Linked DNA regions of Homo sapiens: region 2 is linked to region 1. The links are chromatin loops, found by intact Hi-C in ENCODE. Cell type or tissue: lower leg skin. All regions are shown on one strand. Links, peaks and the distances in the headings refer to the core of each region. The heading gives the core; the rest is flanking DNA.

Region 1 (12,483 bases), core at 2,639-10,638:
AAAATAAAGGGGGGCAAGAGTGGCAGGCCTGGCTTGCAGCCCCAACTCTGCCACTTGTCATGGGTCTCTCTCCCAGAGCATTACTGCACCTGTTTCCTCAATGGTAGAATGCGGTCAGTGCTGCCTGACCTTGAGGGCCATTGTGAGGACAGACGCAGAACACTGGGAAGCGTGCCCCACCCCCACGTACCTGGCAAACAGCCCCCACCCTGGAAGCCTCAGGTGCCTTCCTTCCTCCCCTTGGTGGGGTGAGGACGACCGGGATGAGTCGTCTGAGAAGCACTTTGAGGGGGGAGGAGCTGAAGGCCACACCTGGAAGGGCGATTTATTCCTTGGGCGCTGCCAGGTGTCTGCCGCCTTCACCCAGAAACCGATGATGTTCGGAGCCAGGTATGCCCTTCAGACAGGAAGCCTGCATCCAGGGTGATGGGAGGAGCCCCACCAAAAAGCACCCTCTACAGGGTTTATGTGTCTAAGTTCCAACCTGAAAACAAAACAGGTCACCGGGCCACAGGGCTCAGAGAGAGGCCGGGATCAGAAAGCCAGGGGACCTTCCTGGGTAGCCAAGGCCTGGTTAGCCAAGGCCGGGAGAGTGGGGCTCTGCCTGGCGCTTCACTGCCTCCTGGAGTTCTCAGGCCAGAAATCTGAGTTTATGCCATTGAGTGGAAGATGAGCTGCATGTGTTTGAAAGCCTGGCTTGGGTGTGCTGCGTGAACATATGGCTCAGAGAGAGTGGAATTTGAGAGACGAGTTGTTGGTGACTTTGAGCTCATAGCAGCAGAGCTCAGAGAGCAAACGTAGGGGCAAGTTGAAAACTGGAGAAAGGGCTGGGGCCCCTTCCCACTTGCAGCTGAGATTTTATGGGATGCCATGGACTTTGACCTCAGTATTGTAGAAACCTTAATCTTCTGCAGGCTGGGGTTTAGTTGTTTTGTTCTTTGTGTCACTATTGATGAGCAGATCTCCCTCCACACAAGTGATTTAGAGATTGACAGGGACCTATTTGTCTGGGAAAGGGCAGGGGCTGTTGAGTGCATGAAGTGGATTCCTCTAAAATAAACCATTGCTGTGAGAGGATACCGCCAGCACGCGCCCACCCATGGCATCTGCATGGTATTGTATCCTGTCAGACCTCTCTTCGGTCTCTTTTGGCTACAAGTAACTAAAACAAATTTAAATTACATTAACAAAATATAAAAGGAATTTCTTGGAAAGATGCAGGGCAGCAGGTGGAAGGTGGGATCTGAGATCACAAAGTGGGGTGGGGAGTGTCTTTTAGGACACTCAGAAGCTATATCTTCTCATCCCATTCTCCAGAAGTGAGCTCGGTTCCCACTTCAAACTGGCTTCGCCTGATGCTTTTGCTCATGTGATCCCTGGTCAAGCAACGGCCAACACAGAGGTCAGCATCTCTCTGTCCAACTCCAGCTTCCTGGGTGCAAATCTGATTCCCAGCATGGATTGGGGTGAGGGAAAGGAGGTTTTGGAGCAGGGAGTGAGGTTACGCAGGGCTGGGGACTCCTTCAAACGGTGTGACAGGATATGGTTCCGGCTGTTCTTCAAGCTGGGGTGGAAGGGGTTATAGGCAGATGTTTCTGGCAATTAATTGAGGGTAATTGAGTATTGATGATTTAACCACTAAATGCTTTAAACAAAGTATTCTTTTCCCTCCCAGAGACTCAGGATGTAACTCACCTGCTGGCTACTTGAGCTGAGTGTGGAATTAGCAGGAACATACCTCCTGAGGCTTCTCTTCTAGGAATAATTAAACATGGCCTTAGATATTAGCTCCAGATCACCCAGGGATCTTGGAAGGAGCCGTTGGACAGTCACCAACACAGTGTTGCCAATTGTCACTCCCACCCCTGCCTTCACACAGGGCCAGTCTCCTGCTTTCCAAACATTTCTTCTAGTCAGGGCCAGCTACATAATTCGCAGGTCCCCGTGGAAAATAAAAATGCAGAGTCCCTTGTTGACAAAGTGTGTTGTCACCACTGCAGAGCTAGGCAAGGGTTTCCCCAAGCCTTTCCCAGTCTGTCTTCCTTGTTTCTCAGTAACTTCTCTGCCTCTCCTCCATTGTACTTCATGTCTTTTTCTAGATTTCTTTTGGTAAAAAGCAAAACACACTTTTTGAGGGCCTACTTTTCCCAGGGAACAGCTTTACAGAGCCCTGAGCAATTTTGTTTGGGATGTTTGGTTAGCTCAAGGTGTGCAATGGCATGAAGGAGCCAGGGAGCAGTCTTCCATTTGAAAATGCCGCTCTCTCAAAGTTGAGACAGTTGCTTTACTTATCTGAACAGAGAACCAAAGAGCTGAGTCACAGAGATGTGTGGTTAAGGATGTTAAGTCGTAGGAATGCTAGTTAAGTGTTTATCAGGTGTTTTTTTTTTTTAAATAAAGTGGGGAGGAGGGTCAATCCTTTATGTAATTTAATTCAACTAGCTAACAGTCGTGCTTTATTTCTTAGAATCATTTTAAAAATAGGTGCAAGGGAGATAATGCTGGCTTAAAACAGCCACAAGCATCCCAGTGGTCATATTGTATTATGGACGGGTTATGTACTTAGCATCGTAATTTGCACTATGGAGTGTTTCCTCCCAGATTAGATGAAAAGCTGCCTTTTGCATGTGTTTACAAGATGCTTTACAAATTGGGCGCCCTTGATTGCTATGTGTTGAGGAACTCCACTGTTCTCAGATGGATATACTTTAGCGTCTGCAGTAAGCGGATAGTCTTTGTCCTACTCTTTTTAAAACTTGTCTTTATTTGTAATTGTGGTAAAACTATAAATTATAAAATGTACTATTTTAGCCATTTTTCAGTGTACAGTTCTGTGGCTTTAGGTGCATCCTCATTGTTGTGCAGCTGGCACCATCATCCATCTCCAGAACAATTCCATCTTCCCAAACTGAAACTGTCCCCATGAAACCCCAGCTCCCCATTCCCCTCCTCTGGCAACCCCACGCTACCTTCTGCCTCTTTGAATTTGCTTACTCCGGGTACCTCATATAAATAGAGCATTTGTCCTTTTGTGACTGGCTCATGTCGCTCAGCGTGATGTCTTCAAGGCTCATCCATGTGGTAGCGTGTGTGAGCGTTTCCTGCCTGCCTTAGACTGAGGAATACGCCATTGTGTGCCTGCACCACATTCTGTTTGTTTGTTCACCCATCGGCAGACACTTGGGTCGCCTCTACCCCTTGGCTATGGTGCATGTGCGGCTGGGAACTTGGGTGATGCCCTCCTTCTTGAAGACAGTTCCGGACAATCCCTCCATCCCTCCCGTGCCCTCCCCTTCAGAGGCAGTGCTGCAGCTGCTTGCGTGGTGTCCCTGTCTTCCTCTCAGAACATCTGCCCTGGGCTGGTGTCACAGATGGGTAGAAGATCGTGTCTGCCCTGGAGAAGGGAGCTCCTCATGTAGCCGGAGACGGTTGGGAAATTGAATATCCCTGGCATGCGGCACAGGATGAGCGGGGCAGGGAATGGGAGCTGAGGGTGGGGGGTGAACCGAGCACATCCCAGGAGGGCAGGTGCAGTGCACTGTGAGGTGCCTTGGCCCAAGAACAGGACAAGGTGCAGGGGCGCAGAGGAGTCGCTTCCGTCAGTGGGCAGGGAAGCCCAGGGGGCTGTGGCATCTGAGCTATCCCCAAGGAGGGCTTGGGTTTGAGCAGTTGAAAGGATTGAGAGAGGACCTCTTCTGTGAGGAGCTGATGAAGGTGGGGAAGGGACATGTGCAGAGTGCAGAGAGGACGTGGCCTAGAGGAGGGCATGGGTCCTGACCCTGCAAGGCCCCCCTACAAAGCCATAGAGTCAGCCTTCGGCATAGCTTGATTTTTTTCCCCCAGTAGACAATGAGTCTCCTGAACTTTGTAAGTAAGGAAATGATGGAAGAACGAGATTTTAGGACTTGATGGGAGAGATCCAGGAGAGAAGGGCTCGTGTCCACCCAAAGGGTCTGTCCACAGCCCCTCAAGCCAGCCCCTGAGGCGCTGTACCTCCAGGACACACCCATGTTACTCAATGCCTCTTGAAAACCACCTGAACGAGCCCCCATCACAAAACTGTGGTAGGCCCCATGGTCCTACCTGGGGGCCACAGCCCTCTCCCTCTCGACATGTCTGAGCTCCTGCCAAGCACCTTCTCTGCCCAGTGCCCAGTGCTCCTGCCTCCTACAGGCCCCAGCCCAGCACCATGTGGTCTCTCCACTACAGAGGCTGTCAGGCTTGCCTGATGCCGGACCCCACACAACTGCTCAGGAATTTCAGTTGACCTCCCTGGGTGAGTTTCTAGGGCTGCAGAATACCACAGACGGGCAGCTTCAACTGCAGAGATGTATTTCCTTACAGTTCTGGAGGCTGGAAGTCCAAGACCAAGGTTCAGCAGGATTGGTTTCTCCTGAGGCCTCTCTCCTTGGCTTGTTACATGGCTGTCTTCGTGTCCTCACACAGTCTTCCCTCTGTGTGTGTCTGCGTCCTCATCTCCTCTTCTTTTTTTTTTTTTTTCTGAGACGGAGTCTTGCTCTGTTGCCCAGGCTAGAGTGCAGTGGTGTGATCTCAGCTCACTGCAACCTCCACCTCCTGGGTTCAAACTATTCTCCTGCCTCAGCCTCCCGAGTAGCTGGGATTACAGGCGCCCGCCACCGTGCCCAGCTAATTTTTGTATTTTTTAGTAGAGATGGGGTTTCACCATCTTGGCCAGGCTGGTCTCGAACTCCTGACCTCATGATCCACCTGCCTCGGCCTCCCAAAGTGCTGGGATTACAGGCATGAGCCACCGCACCCGGCCACTCATCTCCTCTTCTTATAGGGACCCCAGTCGAATTGGATCAGGACCCACCCTAATAGCTGCATTTGACCTTACTACCCTCTTTAAAAGCCCACTCTTGAAACACAGTCACATTCTGAGGTCCTGGGGGTTACAGCTTCAACGCTGGAGCTTTGAGGGGACAGTACAGCTCATGACAGCAGAGCTCCAGCATGGACCCTGAGCAGGGCAGCTCTGATCTGTATCTGCACCCGGGATAGTTCCCTGAAGCCCTAGGCCTGTGCATTCCCCAACCTGCTGGACTGGCCCTCTCTTGTGGTACCTGATCTTATCTGTGCCTTTTCCCTAAATCCCAGTGTTTTGGTCCTTGGACCCTAGCTGAGTGGCTCTTTATCACTCCCTTGCTTCAAATCCTCCGTGGCTCTCCATGACCTTTAAGGTGAAGTTGGGCCTGGGTGGTAGGTTTCACGGTCTCTGCCTGCCTCTCCTGCCTCCATCCCCATCATCCCCACAGGGACCCCAGAGCTCCACCCACCGATTTGTTTATTTCCCAAACAATGCTGTGTTCCCCCATGCTCTTCTTTCAGCCCAGAGTCCACCCCTCCATCCTGTTGCCTCCTTCAGACCTTCTTGGCTCCCTCTTCCTCCCTTCCCGTTTCCCACCCCTGCTGTCCTGGCCTGAATATATATCCTCAGCCCCTGGGCCTAGCAGGTACTCTGTAAACACTTCCTGCATGGTGCCAGTAAGGAGGTGGCGAAAGGGTTTTGCTCTCATTTGAGTGAGGTTGGATGGCTTAATTCTAAGATGACAAGAATAAAAGAGGACAGATTCGTAAGTTGGCTCAAACCTAAAGTCACATTTCAGTGAGCTATTGAAGATTAAGAAGAGTTATGTAGCTTATCTGAAATGGCAACTAATCAAACTTGGGTGGATCATACTGGGCTCTGGAGTTGATTATGTCTTTAAACCACTGCTGTTCAGAACTTTAGGTAGGTCACAGAGCCTTTTCTTCACGTGGAACGGGCCCATCTTCGTCCAGGGCCGCAGTGGCTCCGGTGCACTTAGAGTCACCCTGGGGAACTTTCAGAAATGCCTGTAGGACCCCAGCATCCATCGTTTAAAAGAAGTTCTCTGGACACTTTCCACGGGGTATGATTTTGCTCCCAGAGAACATTCGGCAATGTCTGGAGACATTTTTGTCGTTGTTGTCACACCTTTGGGGGCATGGGGGGAGGGTGCTACTGGCGCCTGGTGGGTAGAGGCAGGGGTACTGCTAAACATCCTACAGGGCACAGGACTGTCCACACCACAAGGGATGATCCGGCCCCAGATCCGGCCCCAAATACGGCAAGTTTGAGAAACCCCGGTCAGATCCGGCCCCAAATACGGCAAGTTTGAGAAACCCCGGTCTAGACTAATAAAAACACTCATTGTATTTCCTGACCACACCCAACAGATGGCCAAGCCTGTGGGGTGGGACAGTGGGACCTCTGCTCTTTAACCCACAGTACGGGACACATGGGTGTTCAGGCTGAGGGTGTTTCATCCTGCTGGGAATTCCCACAAGGCAGCCACGGTTCCCTGCCCTCTGTGAAGAAAGGGTTTGCTGAGCTCGTTATGGAATAAACAAAGCTCAGCAGGCAGCAGGCACGTTTAGCCCACCTAGGAAAGCATGTTTGGGAAAAGGGCCATAGTATATTTATACAGGAATGAATGTTGCTAATGACCAAGTCACTCCTTGAAGTAGGTCCTTTGAACCTCTACTTAGAATAACGGTTAATTACTAGAAAAGGAAACGTTTGTTTGGAAGTAAAAGGTACTTATTTTCAAAATGTCTCTAATTCAAACTAGCCTTTTCCATAATTAATTCCTATTACGGTGGTTTTATAGTGTTGTCAGCAGCAGGAAACTGGAGCTCTCCCGTGGGACACAGACACCAAGCGCTGGAGGCCGGAGCTGAACGTAAGCACTGTTTACGTTTGCTGAGTAATAGATCAGGCTGGTTCCCGCCAGGGGCCCAGGCAGCAAGCCTGATGGATCATCTAGTCCCAGTGAAACATCTGCTACCTGTGCCAAGGCAGGCACCTCGTGGCTTTGCCGGCTCCGAAAGTGAGTGTGCTAGGTATTAGCTGGACTGCTGGCCGGGGCCCCCTTGGGTATCCAGAGTGACCCCTTCCCCAGCAGGATGGGTCCTGCTTACATGATCGCAGCACTGTCTGCCTTGTCTCACTCTCTTGGCCCTGGACTTGGTAGCGTTGTCTTCCTTTTGGAGTGTTCTTGATGTTCTTGGTGCCTCTAGCACACGGCTGTCAATGGTGGTGGCAGGGGAGACTTAGCTGGGTGTCCTGGCAGGGGCCCATGTCTGACTCTCAGAGCTACTTTCAAGCAGGCAACAAAGATGTTCGATTGGAGCCCATCTGGCTAGAGGGAGTGAAATGCAAGAAGGTGATGGGTTCCCACAGGAGCCTGTCTGGGGCTTACCGGTTTCTGGAATTCTATTTTCTGGAGTCATCAAAATCTTCACGAAAAAATTAGCTGGGTGTGGTGGCACATGCCTGTAGTCCCAGCTACTTGGGAGGCTGAGGCAGGAGAATCATTTGAACCTGGGAGGCAGAGGTTGCAGTGAGCCAAGATGGTGCCACTGCATTCCAGCCTGGGCAACAAGAGCAAAACTCTGTCTCAAAAAAAAAAAAAAAAAAATCTAGTAAGTTCCAGAGTGGGTTTTTAAAATTATTATTATTTATTTATTTATTTTTTGAGACGGAGTCTCGCTCTGTCACCCAGGCTGGAGTGCAGTGGCACGATCTCAGCTCTCTGCAAGCTCCGCCTCCTGGGTTCACGCCATTCTCCTGCCTCAGCCTCCCGAGTACCTGGGACTACAGGCGCCTGCCACCACACCTGACTAATTTTTTTTTAATTTTTTTTTGTTTTTAGTAGAGACGGGGTTTCACTGTGTTAGCCAGGGTGGTCTCCATCTCGTGACCTCATGATCCGCCCACCTCGGCCTCCCAAAGTGCTGGGATTACAGGCGTGAGCCACCGCGCCTGGCCTATTATTTCATTTTAAAAGAAGACTTATTTGTAATATTTTTCTGGGAAGTCCCATAAGAAACAACTTGTCAAAAGTGGATATTGTCAAGACTATGAGGGAATTTTGATGTGTGTGGTTTTGTTTTGTTTTGGGGTTTTTTTTTGGTTTTATGTGTTTGCTGATAATGTGGTTTAAGTATAAGCAAATGGTTTCACTGTTTAATTCATTTCTCGTTTGCCTTCTTGTTGTTCATCGTTTATAACTATAGTTCTTTTGGGGCAGAGTCTTAGATAAGTGACCAATGGGAGGGTGGTGAGGAAAGCCAACGGCAACTTTGATGATGAATCTCATTTTTAACAGCAGTTTTTGCGAAGCTGAAATGACCTTTGACAGCAGAAGGTTACCAGGCAATTTACAGACTGAGGATGTATGGATCATCTTACTGAAAAGAAGTTTTTAAGTCTTCAGAAGGCATTTTCTCCTTGAGTACGGGGAAGCAACGACACACAGCAGCCTTTCTTTTGCGATCTGTTTGAATCTATATAGCAAACACAGTGGTCTAGTCTTATAGTTCAAAATTATGTGGGGAAAATACTGCACCAGGCATGTCCTGAGCAGTGTGTTAACATTCAGATGTTTATTGAGCTGATACTTTGTGCACAGCACTGTGCTGGGAGCTGCAGGAGACAGGGAGGATGGATCTGTGAGTGTGCTTGGAGAACAGGTGGTCCCAGGAGACAGAGGCGGGGCCAAAATAGCCTGGCAGAGCGGTGCACGGTGCATGGAGATAGGGAAGAGAGAGTTGGGAATCCCTGGGATGTGCGCCCTGTAACGGGAAGGAGCGGGAGAAGACACTTATTTCAGTTAGGAGGAGAGAATGGCACAAGACTGCGAAGAGTTTGAAAGCTTGAGGGGTCAGTCAGGATGCTGCAAGTAGCAGAAAACCCTGCATCAAACTTGCTTTAAAAAAATACAGAAGGGCCCGGGCACAGTGGCTTACGCCTGTAATCCCAGCACTTTGGGAGGCCAAGGTGGGCGGGTCACCTGAGGTCAGGAGTTTGAGACCAGCCTGACCAACATAGTGAAACACCATCTCTACTAAGAATACAAAAAATAGCTGGACGTGGTGGCGGGCACCTGTAATCCCAGCTACCCGGGAGGCTGAGGCAGGAGAATCGAACCTGGGAGGCAAAGATTGCAGTGAGCCGATATCACACCATTGCACTCCAGATTGAGACTCCGTCTCAAAAAAAAAAAGTATAGATGACATTTCTGGAAGTCCAGAGACAGGACGGGCTGCAATCTCCAGTTCTTTCTAGTTCTCTTCTAGGTCATCCTCTGCCCTGGCTTCATTCTCACGCTGTATTAGCTTGCTGGGCTGTGTAACAAATACCACAGAAATGTATTCTGTTACAGGTTTGGAAGTTGGAGGTCCTAGATCCAGGTGTGGGCAGGGTCAGTTTCTCCTGAGTTCTCTCTCCTTGGCTTGCAGATGGCGTCTTCTCCCTCTGTCCCCACGTGGTCCTCCCTCTGTGTGTGTCTGTGTCCTCATCTCTCCTTGTAAGGACACCAGTCACCTTGGATTAGGGCCCGCCCTAGAGACCTTACTTTAACTTTAATCATCTCTGTAAAAACCCTATTTCCAAACAGGGTCACATTTTGAGGTTCTGGGGTTTGGATTCCAGCATATCTTGTTAGGGGCAGGGTGGACACACTTCAACCTGCCCAGGGTCCCTTCAGGGAGAAGGGAGGCAGTCGCATCTCTGGAGCATGGGCTGAGTGTGTTCTCATGTCACTTCTGCAGTAAGTGGGCTTTCCGTCCAGTCTGTCTGTTGTAAATCAGATGTGCAAGTGAGGGCAGCTGCCAGAACTTCCATAGGAGTTGGCTGCCGTGTTCACAATCCAGGTGGTGACAGAAGGCTGCAGGTACTAGAGGGAAGGGCAGGTCCCACCACTGCAGGAGAGGTAGCTGGGAACAGGGGTGGGAGTGTGGGTCCCCATCATAGGGGAGGAGGAGGGAAAGGAAAGGGGGAAAAGGGAGACGGAGAGGGGAAGGGGAGCAGGGATGGTGGAAGAGAGGGGAAGTGGGGAGAAACAGGAGGAAGAGATGAGGAAGGGAGAGGGAAGGGAGGGGAGGAAGAGTTCATTGCTGCAGGTTGGCTGGGCTGAGTGTTTTACAGATGCCGTGGCTGAATCCTGACAGCCCCCTGAGAAGTTGGCTTCTCTGTGGCTTATAGCTAAGCTAAGCCACCTGCTGGAGCTGAGATTTGGACCCCAGCAGCCTGAATCCCAGCCCCTGCACACTGCCCCTCTGGGTAGGGGACTTCCAGCATGGGTCCTTCACTCCCAGCAGCCGCTTCCAGCACCCTTGTTGCCTGGGTTCTCCGCCCAGGTTTCTATGGAGCAGTGTGGATGGGTTGGGGCTGTTTTTCTTGCCTTTGATATAGTGACAGTCAGACTCCTGTTTGGAACTGACAGGCAGCCCATAAGCACACCTGCTAAGAACCTCAGGCCTTGACATAGCATCTGTGGGAAACTTTCACATCTCTTTTCTGAGTTCTTGGCCTAGAGATCTATTTCCTAAGCACAAGGGAGGATACGATCAAATGCCCCCTCTCCTGGAGGTTGATCCAGGCATTGCGGTTATTCCGTTGGTGGATTGGCCACACCCCTCGCGTCTCCTCCGTTCTGCTGCCTGACCTTGTGCTGTTGGAGGAACAAAAAATTGATGCTCCTCGCAATCCATCAGATATTTCTGCCCTGTCTTTGGACCCATTTTAAATAATTTCACAGATTTTTTTTTTTTTGAGATGGAGTCTTGCTCTGTTGCCCAGGCTGGAGTGCAGTGGCGCGATCTCTGCTTGCTGCAACCTCCACCTCCCAGATTCAAGCGATTCTCCTGCCTCAGCCTCCTGAGTAGCTGGGACTACAGGCGGGTACCACCATGCCCCGCTTATTTTTGTATTTTTAGTAGATATGGGATTTCACCATGTTGGCCAGGCTGGTCTCGATCTCCTGACCTTGTGATCCACCCGCCCTCCCAAAGTGCTAGGATTGCAGGCATAAGCCACCGCACCCAGCTCTTTATTTATTTATTTATTTATTTACAGAGTTTCGCTCTGTCGCCCAGGGTGGAGTACAGTGGCGTGATCTCAGCTCACTGCAATCTCCGCATCCCGGGTTCAAGTGATTCTCCTGCCTCAGCCTCCCAGGTAGCTGGGATTACAGGCATGCACCACCACACCTGGCTAATTTTGTATTTTTAGTAGAGATGGGGTTTCACCATGTTGGTCAGGCTGGTCTCGAACTCCTGACCCCAGGTGATCCATCGCCTCGGCCTCCCAAAGTGCTGGGATTACAGGGGTGAGCCACTGTACCCAGCTTTCACAGATTTTTTAAAGTGGAGGCATAATGACCACATAGTAAAATGGACAGATGTTAAGTGTATAGCTTAGTAGGTTTTGACTTGTATATATGCCCATCAACCACCCCCTAAATTAAGGTATTTCCTTCACCCTAGTGAATTCTCCAGTCAGCCCACCCCTTAGGCAACCGCTGCGTTAATATCTATCCCCATAGCATGGTTTTGCCTATTCTGGAAGGTTATATGAAGGAGGCCTGTGGTCCGCCGTGTCAGTCTCATCCCTGGATTCCTGAATGGTACTGTGCACATTGATAGTTGTTCCTGTTTGTTGCTGAGCCATATTCCACTGCATGGGTAGACAACACTGTGTTTCTCTCTCCATTGGTGATGGACGCAGGGTTGTTTCCAGCCTGTGGTGATTATGCTTAGACTGCTGTGCCCATTATAAGCTGAACATTGTCAATCCTTTCCACTCCTGGCTACCCCTCTGTTCTAATATTTAAAAGTTGATTGGCAGAATCAGGGCAGCCATTGAAAAGTCTTGACTTATTTATAAGCTAGGCAAGTTTCCTCTTTTTCTTTTCAAAATTTTTGGGGTAGGAAGCAGGAGTGATGGGAGGAGTGTGGGGAGGGGGTTACCATTTGTTAGGGGCAGGGATCCCTGGCCCTAGAGAGTTGTGGCCCCTGTGTGGCCCTACAGCTTCTGGGACTCACTCCCTAGGGCTGATAAGGAGGCCGTGGGAATGGTGCTAGTACCATTTGGGCAGGGAGAAGCCACCTAGAGGTGGCACTACCAGTCAGCTGCTGTTTGTGTCCCAAGGGTGACTTAGCAGCTGTTCTGAGGAGTTTCCTCCTGTCCGTGCAGCATGTGAGAGTGGCTTTGGCAGCCAGGCCCTCCCGCCTCTCTGTAGGCATCTCTTGCATGTGAGCGTTTGATGAAGACCTATTTATCCTCCCTTTTTGTAAGAATGACCTGGGCAAGCCTTTTGAGTGAAACTCAAATGAAACAGGTGGGGCCTCTGCTGTTACCCAGCCCACAGCCAGCTGCAAAGAGCCACAAAGCCCCAGCTTGTAGGGTTTCAAGCCAAGGAAGGGAATTATCTTCTGATGGAACCTGCTCTGCAGAATTGTACGTTCCCTTCACAAGGTTCCGGAGGCCACTGGGGAAGTATCTCCCAACAGGGATGAGTTAGTGAGAGAAGGAGGGCCAGGCCTCCTGATTTGCCTGCTCCTTGCTAAAAACCTTAAAAAGAGCAACGAACTGTAGGTGGGCATTTCCACCATATTTAAACATATGAAAAGTTCAGTGCTTTTCCTAAGATTTTC
Region 2 (12,483 bases), core at 1,992-9,991, 73 kb after region 1:
TTCCACACTTGGTAGGCACTCAATAATTATTTGCTAAAATGACTTTCCATAATCACTCTAAGTCTGAAAAGTAAATCTCAAGTCATGAAAGTTACCATGGCACCAGATAAACATCAAAATAACATCCTCGTCAGCTCGAGGAGAGGAAAGTGAGGTGCAGAGGCTCTCCAAGACTCTTTTTCAAGTAAGTTCATTTTCGTGTTGTGGTATCTCTTGGAGATTAAGTAAAATAAAGTGATTCTAAAGAACAAGGCCACGTTGCTGGGAGCAGCTGAGTGGTAAATAAATCTCAGGTAGGAGCTGTTTTCAGGAAATTGAACACTTAATAGTCCCTGCTGCAGGTCTGCAGAGAAGTGAGTCGTGATGTCCTGGCTTTGAAAGTCCTATTGGTTTTAAGAGATCAATCAAGTTATTGAAGCCAAACCACAATTGACGTTTTCTCTGCATTAAATGTTTGCAAGGGAAGCAGGTGTAGGCACACTGAAGGTCATCGTGAGGACTTGCTCAACTTGGAGTTTGAGCTGGCCTTGGGCACACAGACCTGAGTCAGGTGAGAGGCACTGAGGGGAGCCAGGAGCTCCCACCACTGCATGCTGAAGGGGCTGGGCATGAGCTGCCCCGCAGGCCACCTGGCCACCGCCTCAAGGGCTGTGTGTGTATCTGTGGTTGCAAGGTTGCAGCACACCTGGAGGCTTCGTCTCCAGTGCGAGTGAGCCTTGCTTTCGACACCTGTGCAGAGAAAGCTTCGTACAAAGTGAGAGCCAGGCATGGGCCACCTGCCGTTGGAAGGCACATGCACCCCCACTGCCCCGGTGAGCCTCGCAATTCCTCAAAGACCCACAGTCAAGGCTCTCTGAAGCTTGTTTTAAGCATTTTAGTTGTACTGTTAAATAATTTCCCTTTCAGTCATTTCCCACAGAAGCATAATTCTTAAAAGGGTTTTTGCCTTCCTACGTATGGCTAACCTCTTTTTGTTTTTTGAAAGAAAATCCAAGGAAAAAATAAATTTAGGGAAAAAAAATTCCCAACCAGGAATTTTTTAATGGAAATGTATATTCCAAAAAGTGAAATTCAGCAAAGTCTATTGTAGCCGATTTTCTTATAGTCATCCTGATAAAATTGGATCTATTTTCTTATAATTTGCCGCTTCCTCCAAAAAGAGAAGGGTGATGCTCAACAAATCTTAATTGTGGTTACAGCATACTGAGTTTTTGTTTATTATTTTTTCTCTTGAATGTGGAGATATACCTAAATGTAAGGGAAATTTTCACAAGAAAAAATAGTCGTGCTTGAGATTCATTGAAAACCATTTCTAAAACTGAAGCCATGTTTACATGTGCGTGTGCACACACATTCTAAGCATGAAGCATTTCAACAGTTTTTGGGTTAAAATGCTTGTATGGACTAGTCCAGGGTCCCTATAAATAAGAACCTAAACATTTGTTTATTCCATTACTTTTTTTTTTTTTGAGATGGAGTCTCACTCTGTCACCCAGGCTGGCATGCAGTGGCACAATCTTGGCTCACTGCAACCTCCACCTCCCAGATTGAAGCCATTCTCCTGCCTCAGCCTCCTAAGTAGCTGGGATTACAGGTGCACGCCACCACGCCCGGCTAATTTTTGTATTTTTAGTAGAGATGGGGTTTCACCATGTTGGCCAGGCTGGTCTCGAACTCTTCAGTTCAGGTGATCCACCCGCCTTGGCCTCCCGAAGTGCTGGGATTACAGGTGTGAGCCACCGTGCCCGGCCTATTCCATTACTTCTAATCAGTTATCCATGGACTTTTAGAAAACATTTGTGGATGTGGATACTACTACCTTGAAGGGTTGGAGAAAAATTATAAGGAGGTGATGGTGACCTTTAGAGTGACCTTTAGAATGCTCAGGCTGTAGTCCTTTTTGTGCCACCATTTTTTTTAACCCTTTAGATTTAACTGGGCGAGCAGGGGACAAGAATTCACATGGTTTTTACCAGTTCCCTTCTGCCCAGGAATGTCACCACATCTTTAGACGAAATGCTAGAAGAAGACTAGAGGAATTATCAGCTGGGCTAAATTATTCATGAGAATATTAAGAAGGGAAAAAGTATTTTCATAAAAAAAAAAAAAGTAAACCTCACACAATAGTGACAGTCAGAATTAGGTTAAAAATAGAGCCATCTCTGGGAAAGACCATTGAATTTTAATTAGCTCATCACTCTGAGCAATTCTGGTGTGTCAGCGGGTTCTTCCTTGCCATATAGTCATTTTTATAGGTTTAAGTAAAAATAGGAACTGGTGCACAGCCTAAACAAGCTGCATAACGAACCCACCTTCCTGGCAACTCACATCTTGGAAAGAGGACGCCGCTGCCTGGCCTGATTGGACTTCCTCTCCTGTTTGGCATCTCTACTAATCTTGGCTGTCTTTCCTCACTCATACTGTTCTTGCCCACCCCCATCCCTTTCACAGCTAATGATTCCCCATTCTATTGGATTTGTGTGTGTGTGTGCATAACTTATTGCATTGGAGGATTTGTTTTAATTTCCCTGAAATCTTACAAATTAAATTGCCCATCCTTAACTTTTTCAGTTTTTCATCACTCTGACCCACTTTATGTTGAAATGTGGCCAATTTGACAGAAGCGAAAGCCCCTTCTAAGGCAGTACTTCTGAATCTTATGAATATTTTTGGGTCAGAGACCCCCTTCCAGAATTTGATGGCAGCTACGGGTCCTTCCCCTGGAAAAGCGCATATCTCTTACACACACATGCACACATGCATAGAGTTTCACATAAAGTTACAGAGGCCTCCCGTATCCCTGAACACATTCATGGATCCCAGGTTGAAAATTACATGGCCAAGGAGCAGCTCGGGTTGAGCATGGGGTGCAAGGGCCTCGCGGGGAAGCCTGGCCTACATCCTTGCCAGCACTGGGACCATGTGGAAGAGCAGGGTGTGAGGGGCTGGAGAGGGGAACGTATCCCCAAGATGCAGATGCCATCAAGCCCTTTGTCATGTAGGACCAAGGATTCAAATAAACCTTCTGTTTCCAGAAAGCAGCATTTGTCCAAAAGGGTGGGAAGTGAGTGGTTGTGACTTCCCAGCCCAAGGCCACCCTCCTTTGCTCTCTGCCTTCAGTCACCTTGACCTTGCTCAAGTCCAGTGATGGGTGCTGGGTCTCTCGGTCCGCTGGTGAAGACGCAGAGAGATGGACATTTCTGAATGAGGCTGAGACAGCAGAGAGGACTCAGTGTTCAGGAAAATGAGACTTGACCCAGTGAGAAAAGCACAGAGTCCAGTGTCGGGGTTTTTCCCTGTACTAAGCAGAAGGAAATGTTATTACTGATTTGAGTCCCAGTTGGGGTCACTGGGTGCATTGATGGAGGCTGGTTCCTCTTTTATTTCATGTGACTAGTCTTTAAGTGCTAACAAATAGTTAGGAGTTCTTCCACATAGAAGCCACTGGAAAACCTCACCTAGAATTCACTGTAAGCCCTTCTACCACCACTATGAGCTGTGTGACTTTGGGCAACCTAACTTACGTCCCTCAGGCTCCTCATCTGTGATGGGAACATGAGTGTTTTCCTCTCCGGACTGTAAAGTCATAGAGTAGCTGCCTGGCCCCTGCTATGCACTCTCTGAGACCCAGATGCATCTCAGTCACGACCAGGCTGCCAAGGAATGAGATACAGGTACTGCAGAAGCCTGTTCCTAAGGCAATGGGAGAACAACCCTGTAGGTGCCGTCACAGCCAGCTTGCTAACGCCCAAGATGATGGCATATTGGAATAGACATTTCCCATTACACAGTTAATCACAAGCAAAAAGACAGAGATGTTTTCAATGATGGCCAAAGAATAGGCTTTGAATACCCAACTAACTGAACCAGACTGACCCTTTATCCTGCCTCAAAAATTTGATTTCTGGACTGTTTTGGAAATGTACTTTGACCTTCTCTGGGCCATGAGACTGATGCTCTTGCCACTAATGCAGTTATAACCTCAGGGAAGCAGAAAGCTCCAGGGAAAAGAGCATTTCGCATTTCCTTTAAAATACACACACACTTCCCTCTAAAGGTTTGCTAGCAGATGTTTAGTGGAGACAGAAGGCATCTCGTCAGGAGTTGGTGGGGTGCTTGCAATGATTGATTGCCATGTTTGCATATAAGTAAGTTCTTGTTCATCTGCTCACTGCCTAAGACCTGGTGTTAATCCCCCCTGTCCTTCCTTCTGGAGGAAAATGATTTCTGCCAGGGGAGTTGAGTAACACTGACAAATATCAACTAAGTTTTCATTTTGAGTGGAGGATGGGGTAGGAGACAGAGGTCACTTGCTTGAACTAGGTCTTACCCACCATTGCTAGGATCCTGCCTGTCCAAGGTTCATGGTGGCTTCTGCTGGGGATGAGGTCGGGAGGTGAATTATTAAGCTCTGTGCTTTAAGTCGCTCTCTGAGGCTGATATTTTGGACTGATGTTTAGCTTATGAGAGTGGTCTGTGAAGTTTTGTGAACTTCAGCAATTACATAGATCGCATAGAAGTATTGTCCACATGAGATAGCTTGAATAGCAATAACTCAGGAAAAGTTAGTTTGCATATACTACTGGTAGTAATAATACTAATAAAGGAAGAAGTGATTTGTTGAGTCAGGAACTGTGCTAGGGACTGAGCTTGTATTAACCCATCTCCCCACAACACAGCGAGTTAAATAATTAACACCATTTAACAGAGGAGAATACCATGGCTCACAAGGTGGACCAAGACTACACAGCCCTAACGTAGTGACATCATACCTCATACCCTTCTCTTTCTTTCTTTCTTTCTTTTTTTTTTTTTTTTTTTTTTTTTGAGACAGAGTCTTGCTCTGTCACCCAGGCTGGAGTGCAGTGGTGTGATCTCGGCTCACTGCAACTTCCACCTCCCGGGTTCAAGCAATTCTCCTGCCTCAGCCTTCCTAGTAGCTGGGACTACAGGTGCATGCCACCATGCCCAGCTAAATTTTTTTTGTATTTTTAGTAGAGACAGGGTTTCACCATGTTAGCCAGGGTGGTCTCGATCTCCTGACCTTGTAATCCACCTGCCTTGGCCTCCCAAAGTGCTGGGATTACAGGCGTGAGCCACCGCGCCCAGCCATACCCTTCTCTTTCTGATGCTGACACCCATGGACCTTCCACTGTGTCTTCTGCTGGTGCATGATGACATGCACACTCCGATGCAGCATCATCACTGTGGCAAATTAAAGGAGCCAGAGAGAAATTAAGTGAAGAACAGACAAGAAACTAACAAGTCTTTGGTTAGCAAAGTATGTCGGCCAGAAGATAAAGTTTTCTGCTTTCCTTTTTCCTTCTGCTGCTGCTGTTTCCAGTAGACTTAAGGTTAAGGATGCATGCATTAAGGGCATGATGACTGTTTTTTAAATGTTTTAAAATTTTTAGGAGAAAAGACTGAACATATGGTTCAGCCCTTGTCTATAGGAACAACAGAAAAAAATATTTTTTAGTAGGATTCTCCTGGAAAATCCAAGAGGATCATTTCCAGAGTTATAGGTCTAATTTGCTTTCTTTAGTGTTAGCTCTTTGCCAGAAACACTATGAAATAGAGACTGTGCTACGCAAGGGCATCAGGTCCGCCCACTGCTCCATCTCCAGCACCTAAATGGTAGCACTCACTCACTCAGGCTCAGCCAGACCAAGTGCCTGCCTGAACCGCATCTACAAGCCAGTATTTTAGGAAATTCTGTTCTGTGTCAAAGCAGCTTCACTGTAGTCTACTCCTGTGTTTCCCCAAATTAAACAAAGAACAGAGGTCATGTCCGTCTGGAGCTAGGGCGGTTTATTTTGTTTGTTTGTTTGTTTTTTCGAGACAGGATCTCGCTCTGTCACCCAGGCTGGAGTGCAGTGGCGTGATCTTGGCTCACTGCAACCTCCACCTCCCGGGTTCAAGTGATTCTCCTGTCTCAGCCTCCCTGGTAGCTGGGACTACAGGTGCGTGCCACCATGCCCAGCTAAATTTTTTTGTATTTTTAGTAGAGACGGGGTTTCACCATGTTGACCAGATTGATCTCCAACTCCTGACCTCAGGTAATCTGCCTGCCTTGGCCTCCCAAAGTGTTGGGATTACAGGCGTGAGCCACTGCGCCCAGCCATAGGGCAGTTTATTGGTTAATAAACTATACAGCAGACACCTGTGCCTCATTCCCTCGGCCCTTTAATGTCCCCTTGGCTCCCTGGGGCTCAGATCATTCCAGGGACCTCTGCACTTTTTTGCCGTCCCCCTACCCCCTCTCCACCACACCGCCAGAGTGAGCTTTCCAAACCCAAACCTATGCCTCACTCTTCAGCTTCATGTCCACTCAGCTGCTCTGACTGTCCCCAGGCCAGATTCCAAGTCTTAACCTGCACGTCCCGGATGGTGGACAACAGTAGCTCATCTCCTGCCACTCTCCATGCTGCGCTTCTCCTGTCAGGTGCCTCCTGCTCCTGTGTGGCTGCCTCAGCTGGGAGCGAACTGCTCCCTCCAGCTGTGCCCTGCACGCGTGAGACCTCTCGCTGACCCTGGAAACACAGCAATAGGATCACTTCCCAATGCCCTCCCTCACCTCTGTGTTGAATTTAGATGCCTCCTGTGTGACCTCATCACATGGTGTGAGCAGGGCATCTGGGCCAGGTGTGACCTCATCACATGGTGTGACCTCACTTTTTTTTAAAGAAGGGAATGAATTTTTTTTTAAGGAGGGAACAAATATAAAAAATCTTTGTCCTAGAGTCAGAAAACCAAGGTTCAGGTCCTACAGTTGAGACCTTCTTAGCTCTGTAACTTTGAGTAATTTACTGTAGAGAGCTGATGTTGGTTCCTTGAAGTGTAACATGGGAATTGTGCCTATTACATCTTACCTAGTTGCCGTGAAAATCGAATGCACTCACCTGCATGGAGAGGTTTTAGAAGCCATGAAACCCCGTACAAGTGTTTGGTGGCACCATAAGGACAGTTAGTGTTCATTTCCAAGCAATACAATATTGCATATTTGTGTGCAGATAATGAGCTTTCTATTACCTTTGACTCATCCCAAAGAGGTTCGTGAAAGTGCCCCAGGAGAGAGGGAAGGCAAAAGCTCTATTGGGTGAGATGCACAAATGTCAGACCATGCCAGAGCCTTCTGTTGTGTGGGCCCATGGGCCAGGTCAGATAAAGTCAGTACCGTTTGGGGCCCACCCAACTACACCCGAATGTCCTTCATGCCTTTGCCATGCCCAGAGGAAACTCATGCCTGTGAGGGTCAGCCAGTCCCTGGCTCTGCCCCATGTCCTGTCTCCTTTTGGAATGTAGAGCTAGTGCCCAAGAGAGGACCAGGATGGGGGCAGGGGCACTGGAGTAACCATGTAGTAGATGGCTGAGCAGAGGCCAAGGAGGCAGCTCCCACCACCACCCCAGAAAAATACCCCTTTTTCTCTCCAGAACGTGGCAGCGGTTGAAGCCAGGAAGGACCAGGCTGGAACGCTGTGCTTTTCCCTTTTTGGGGTGGCATTGTCCTCTGGAGAATTGCAAGCAGGCACCTTAGTGCTGAAGGTGCCACATCCTAGTTTGGGCGTGACTGCCAGGTGCCCACACTGGGCCCAGGGCCAGCCGCAGGCAGCAGCCTGTCACATCAAGGTGAGCAGCAGGCCATGGGCGGGGACAAAACCATGACTCATATTCCTGCTCATTCTTTTCCATCCCCTCCCCTTCTCCCTCACAGCCTCTCCTCAGCCTGTGTCCTGGGGTGTCACAGTCCCCCGAGGAGGAAGCCTGGGCCCTGTCTTAGGTCCTGTTCTGGCGGTGGCCTGGCCCCTGGGACAGAGCCCTACAGACAATTGCTGACCATTCAATCCTGCTGTGACACATGTGCTGTGCTGCCGGAGCTCACCCATTGCTGCTGCGCCTGGTGAGGATGGGCCAGCCAGGGCTGCAGGAAAAGAAAACTGACTTTGGTAGAGGGGAGACCCAACTGCTTTTGTATTTTGTGTTAATTTAAAATGGCAAAGATATAAGTCACAAAAAACATGCCCCTGCCTGAGTGTGCTATGCCTCATGTCCCAGCTGAGCGGAGAGCCCATTTCTGATGCTCATCAGAAGTTGCAGGCAGTGGGCTGCGGGATGTCCCACCGAGTGCTGAGCAGGTCAAGTGGGAATGCAGATCAAAACTCTCTTCCTTGGGCTCTGAGCAGTCCAGAGTTTAAAGGTTGTTAATTGGCCAAGCCTATTTAATATTTCATTCACGCGCACATGGAAACAAAGAGGTGGTCATGGCAAAAGCTGGCACAGGACATTCCCCTGTCCCACCACCCCATTCCCCTTGCCCTCAAAATCTTTATTCGATGGTCCTTAATGTCTGCATTTCATTCATGCTTCCTCTCCTGGGTCCTGGAGGTCTACCTGCTTCTGGGACCTGCAGCCTTTCTCCATGGAGAGAGCTGGGCTCTGGTTCTCCCATCCTCACTCTGTGTAGTGGAGAGACGGAGAGGCCAGATTTGTAGATGGCATCTTGGGGGTTCTGCCTGGCCCCAGAGTTCCATTCCTTTGTTACCTTGCTAAGGAGATGGGATGGGGGGCTTTGCTGTGCTCATTAATCTCAATCCCATGGAGCCCAGGGCCATGAAGAGATCTCAGAAAGGTCATGGCCTTTGCCTGGTTAACAACTGTTTGGTTCAGGAAACAGTATCCTTGGTGGGTGTTTCAATCCCTGATGAAAATGCATGCTAATTTTTATTTTTTATTTTTTATTTTATTTTTTTTTTTTGTGAGACGGAATCTCGCTCTGTCGCCCAGCCTGGAGTGCAGTGGTGTGATCTCGGCTCACTGCAACTTCTGCCTCCCGGATTCAAGCGATTCTCCAGCCTCAGCTCCCGAGTAGCTGGGACTACAGGCGCATGCTACCACGCCCAGCTAATTTTTTGTATTTTAGTAGAGACGGGGTTTCACCATGTTGCCCAGGCTGGTCTCGAACTCCTGAGCTCAGGCAATCCACCCACCTCGGCCTCTCAAAGTCCTAGGATTACAGGCGTGAGCCACCACACCTGGCCGCTAATTTTTTTAAAGTTTGCTTAAAAAAAAAATTTATTTTTCCCTAGAGGACCTCACAGAGCCTTTAATTTGCTGACAAGCACATGAATCTGAAGGGAAGGTGTATAGAATGATCTGATAGGTTTCCTCCATGTTTCTACAGTCCTTGTGTGCACTCTGGCATGACCATCAGCATGTGGCAGTGTGGTGTTGGATTTGGAGTATTTTCCATGCCTGATTGTAAATCCCTCGGGGTAGGGACCATGTCTTCATCTCCCTAGGTCGTAGCGTGAGAACCGGCACGTGTTTCCCGCTTGACAGGTGTCCCAGCCGTGGAGGCCTTTGCGATCTGTTGAGATGGCCTCATGTTTCTTCTTGCCCCCACAATGTGATTCAGCAAAAAGACAACTGGGTAACAGACGCATGGAGCAGTATTTCTTGGATCCCATGGGGCTTGCTGTGTTGAGACTGGGCTTTCGAGTCTGAATTCAACTGAGAGTGAGGTGTTGCTGATGCAGAGAGACTCATGGGCCCAGCCCCTTGTCCTCTGTAAAGCTGGGAACAGAAGCTAAGTCTGGAGAGTCGAACCCCAGAGTTTTAGAGATAGAACTGATAGGCAGGTCGCCGTTCTCCTGGGACCCCAGTCTTTGTGGCCTTTCCCAGCAGCTGAACTTTGGACCCCTCTCTCTGTGACATCCTGCTCCTAACCTGGCCACATGATGCTGCTTGAGAATCCAGCCACAGCCTGAGCCAGGACAGCTCTCAAGAGAGGAGGACAGGCTGTGGGATGAACGGTCATGGCCACAGATGGAAGGGACCCAATTCCTTAAAAAAAAAAAAAAAAAGAATGATGTAGGAGTCTTTAAGCTTCTCTAAAGGGCAGGGCTTGGGGGTCCCTGTGTCCCTCTTATTGAAGCACGTTTCCCTCTCTTTTTTTTCAGTAGAAAGACAGTTGAGGGGGTGTGTTCTGTGTGACACTGCTGCAGGCTCCTTTGGGGGAGAAACCCTGATCTAAGTCACAGCTGGTTGGGGTCTTAAGTCCTTAAGCAGTTTAACTTGGGGTCAGGCATAAAATGGGGGGGGTGGGTAGAAATAGAAAATATACAAACAACAGGAATATAAAATGTGGGACACCTTCTGTGGCCTGGACATCCCTGCTGCCTCGAGCTCCCCGCAGCTGCTGATGTTCGCTAGCGCCTCTCGTCACCCCAGTACCACGCTCTGACCTTCTGTTCCTGCTGCACCTGTTCCCCACCCCAGCATCTTTGCCCGAGGGAAGGCTTCGTCCAATCCCGTTCCCGCCCTGGATGACCACGCCAGCTGTGGGCCTGCCTGGCCGAACGCAGGTCTCCATCAGAGGGGCCCGTCTGCATGGGGGTGCCTGCACACCTGTCGTGTCGACATCACTGAGGACCCCTTGGGGGCTCAGGCCAGCTTGAGGGCCTCTTTGTCTCCTAAATAACTGGGACAGTATCTGGGGCTTAGATGAGCAGTCAGCATAGCAATAAGTGACCGGAAATACAGAGATGTGTGGACTAAGACTGTTGAGGTTGACTCGGATGTGTGCAAAGGCCCCAAAGTGACCTCCCTCCACGGTTGAGCCGTTGCCTGAAACCCGACTATGAGAATGCAGTTCTGTATTTTAAGGCAGATGAGACAAATGCCCCCAAGAATGGCAATGCAGTGAGCTCTGTGACTCACCTCACCTCCTGGTGATTGAGCCTTTCTGATCCTCCTGAGTTTAAGGATCCTTGGGTGGATGGGTGGGCGGGGCACAGCTGAGGTCAGAGCTCTCAAAGGCCAATACTACGGACTTGCCTTTTTTGTTGTTGTTTTATTTGGAGGGGGGTGTTTGTTTTATCATGGTAAAATAAACATAGCATAAAAATTACCATTTTAACTACTTTTAATTGTACCATTCAGTGGCATTAAGTAATTCACATTTTTACACAGCCATCACCACCCTTCATCTCTAGAGGTCTTTTCATCTTCCCAAACAAACTCTGTCCCCAATAAACACTCCCCATTCCCATCCCTTAGTCCCGAGCAGCCACCCTTCTACTTTCTGTTTCTATGAATTTGCCTACCTAAGAACCTATTTAAGTGGATCATGCAATATTTGTCCTTTTGTGACTGGCTTACTTCACTTAGCATAATGTCTTCAGGATTCCCTCAGAACAAGGACCTCTAAGGACAAAAATAAGTGAAAATAAGAAAAAAAGAAAAAATGCTTCCTTTATACTATAGCATATGTTGGATATGGCCTCCCTTTTTAAGGCTGAGTTATATTTCATCCTCTGGATGGATCACATTTTCTTATCCATTCATCTGTTGATGGACACCTGCGTTGCTCCCACCTTTTGGCTGTTGTGAATATGCTGCCGTGAACATAGGTGTGCAAATATCATTTCAGGTCCTTGCTTTCACTTTTGGGGGGTTATACCCAAAAGTGGCATTGCTGAGTCAGATGGTAATCCTCTGTTTAATTCTATGAAGAACAGGGATATTGTTTTCTCCAGTTGGCTGCACCGTTGTACATTCCCACCAGGAATGTACTGGTGCACCAGGGTTCCAGTTTCCCCACATTCTTGTCAGCACTTGTTATTTCCTGTTTGTTTGACAGCAGCTACCATCCTGATGGATGTGAAGGGCTACCACATTGTCGCTGTGATGTACATTTCCCCGATGACAGTGACGTTGAGCATCTTTCCATGTGCTTCTTGGCCATCTGTATGTCCTCTTCAGTTTTTGTTTTGTTTTAAACTTGCACTCAGATGGATAGTTATATGTGTGACCTAAGGAGAACCACTCAGTGATGAAGAATAAACGTGGCAACACCAGCTAGCATAGCTTAGCAGCATCTGTTATCTGCCTGAGGGCGGTGAATTCCCAGTGAGATGCTCATTCTAGTACTGTCCTAGAATGAAATGAGTCTCAGCTGGCATGTTCCTCGCTCTCCTTCTCGGTGCCCATCTTTTTCTTAGTTGAAATGATCTGTGATTCTGGATGCAGCCCGTGTTGTTCTGGGACGTCTCTGTATTGCACTAAATTAATAAAGGAGCTTTCATTTTTGCAGTTATGTATTTTGAATTCCCTATTCTCTCTTCATCCTGAATGACTGAGACTTGATTAGACATCGGCACAGCGCACCTGACATGGCGCTGACATGGAAATGCAATGGGTGGCAGCTCGGGGTGCAGACCCCACCCAGGATGCTGTGCCCGAGGGGAGCCAGGGCTTCCCTTTGAAATGGCAAAGGTTCCCACCATCCCTCCAGCCCCCGATGGCAGATCCCTTCTCACTTCTTCCTCACTGGAGCTGTGACTCCTTCCGGTGTTTTCCTTGGGTTGATGAAACAGAAACTCTCCTGGGGCCTTTTTTATTTTATTTTTTAATTTTATTTGTGGTAAGAACATCTAACATGAGACCCACCCTCTTAACAGGTTTTTTCAGTGTACAGCACAG

What was found. Hi-C counts contacts between places; a loop is a spot of excess contacts. Peaks named below come from ENCODE experiments on the same cell type or tissue, not always from the same donor. Only the 100,000 strongest peaks of a DNase experiment are listed, where the experiment ranks them.
Region 2: a loop joins it to region 1, with 1.9 times the contacts of the local background. A loop is called at or near these places in 2 of 110 quality-filtered maps.

Annotation. Positions count from the first base shown.
Region 1 is chr6:3,432,726-3,445,208 of GRCh38, reverse strand. The region is part of intron 1 of SLC22A23 (solute carrier family 22 member 23); the gene reads left to right. Among named protein-coding and RNA genes, the nearest start is that of SLC22A23, 18 kb to the left of the region's middle. RefSeq lists enhancers at 11,982-12,061, 12,122-12,261. In lower leg skin, for the core only: no CTCF peak of the experiment used is centred there; DNase peaks (open chromatin) are centred at 3,578, 6,098, 6,758 and 9,528.
Region 2 is chr6:3,358,677-3,371,159 of GRCh38, reverse strand. The region is part of intron 3 of SLC22A23 (solute carrier family 22 member 23); the gene reads left to right. Among named protein-coding and RNA genes, the nearest start is that of SLC22A23, 92 kb to the left of the region's middle. RefSeq lists a silencer at 311-605 and enhancers at 311-605, 141-661, 5,895-6,395, 6,396-6,896. In lower leg skin, for the core only: no CTCF peak of the experiment used is centred there; no DNase peak of the experiment used is centred there.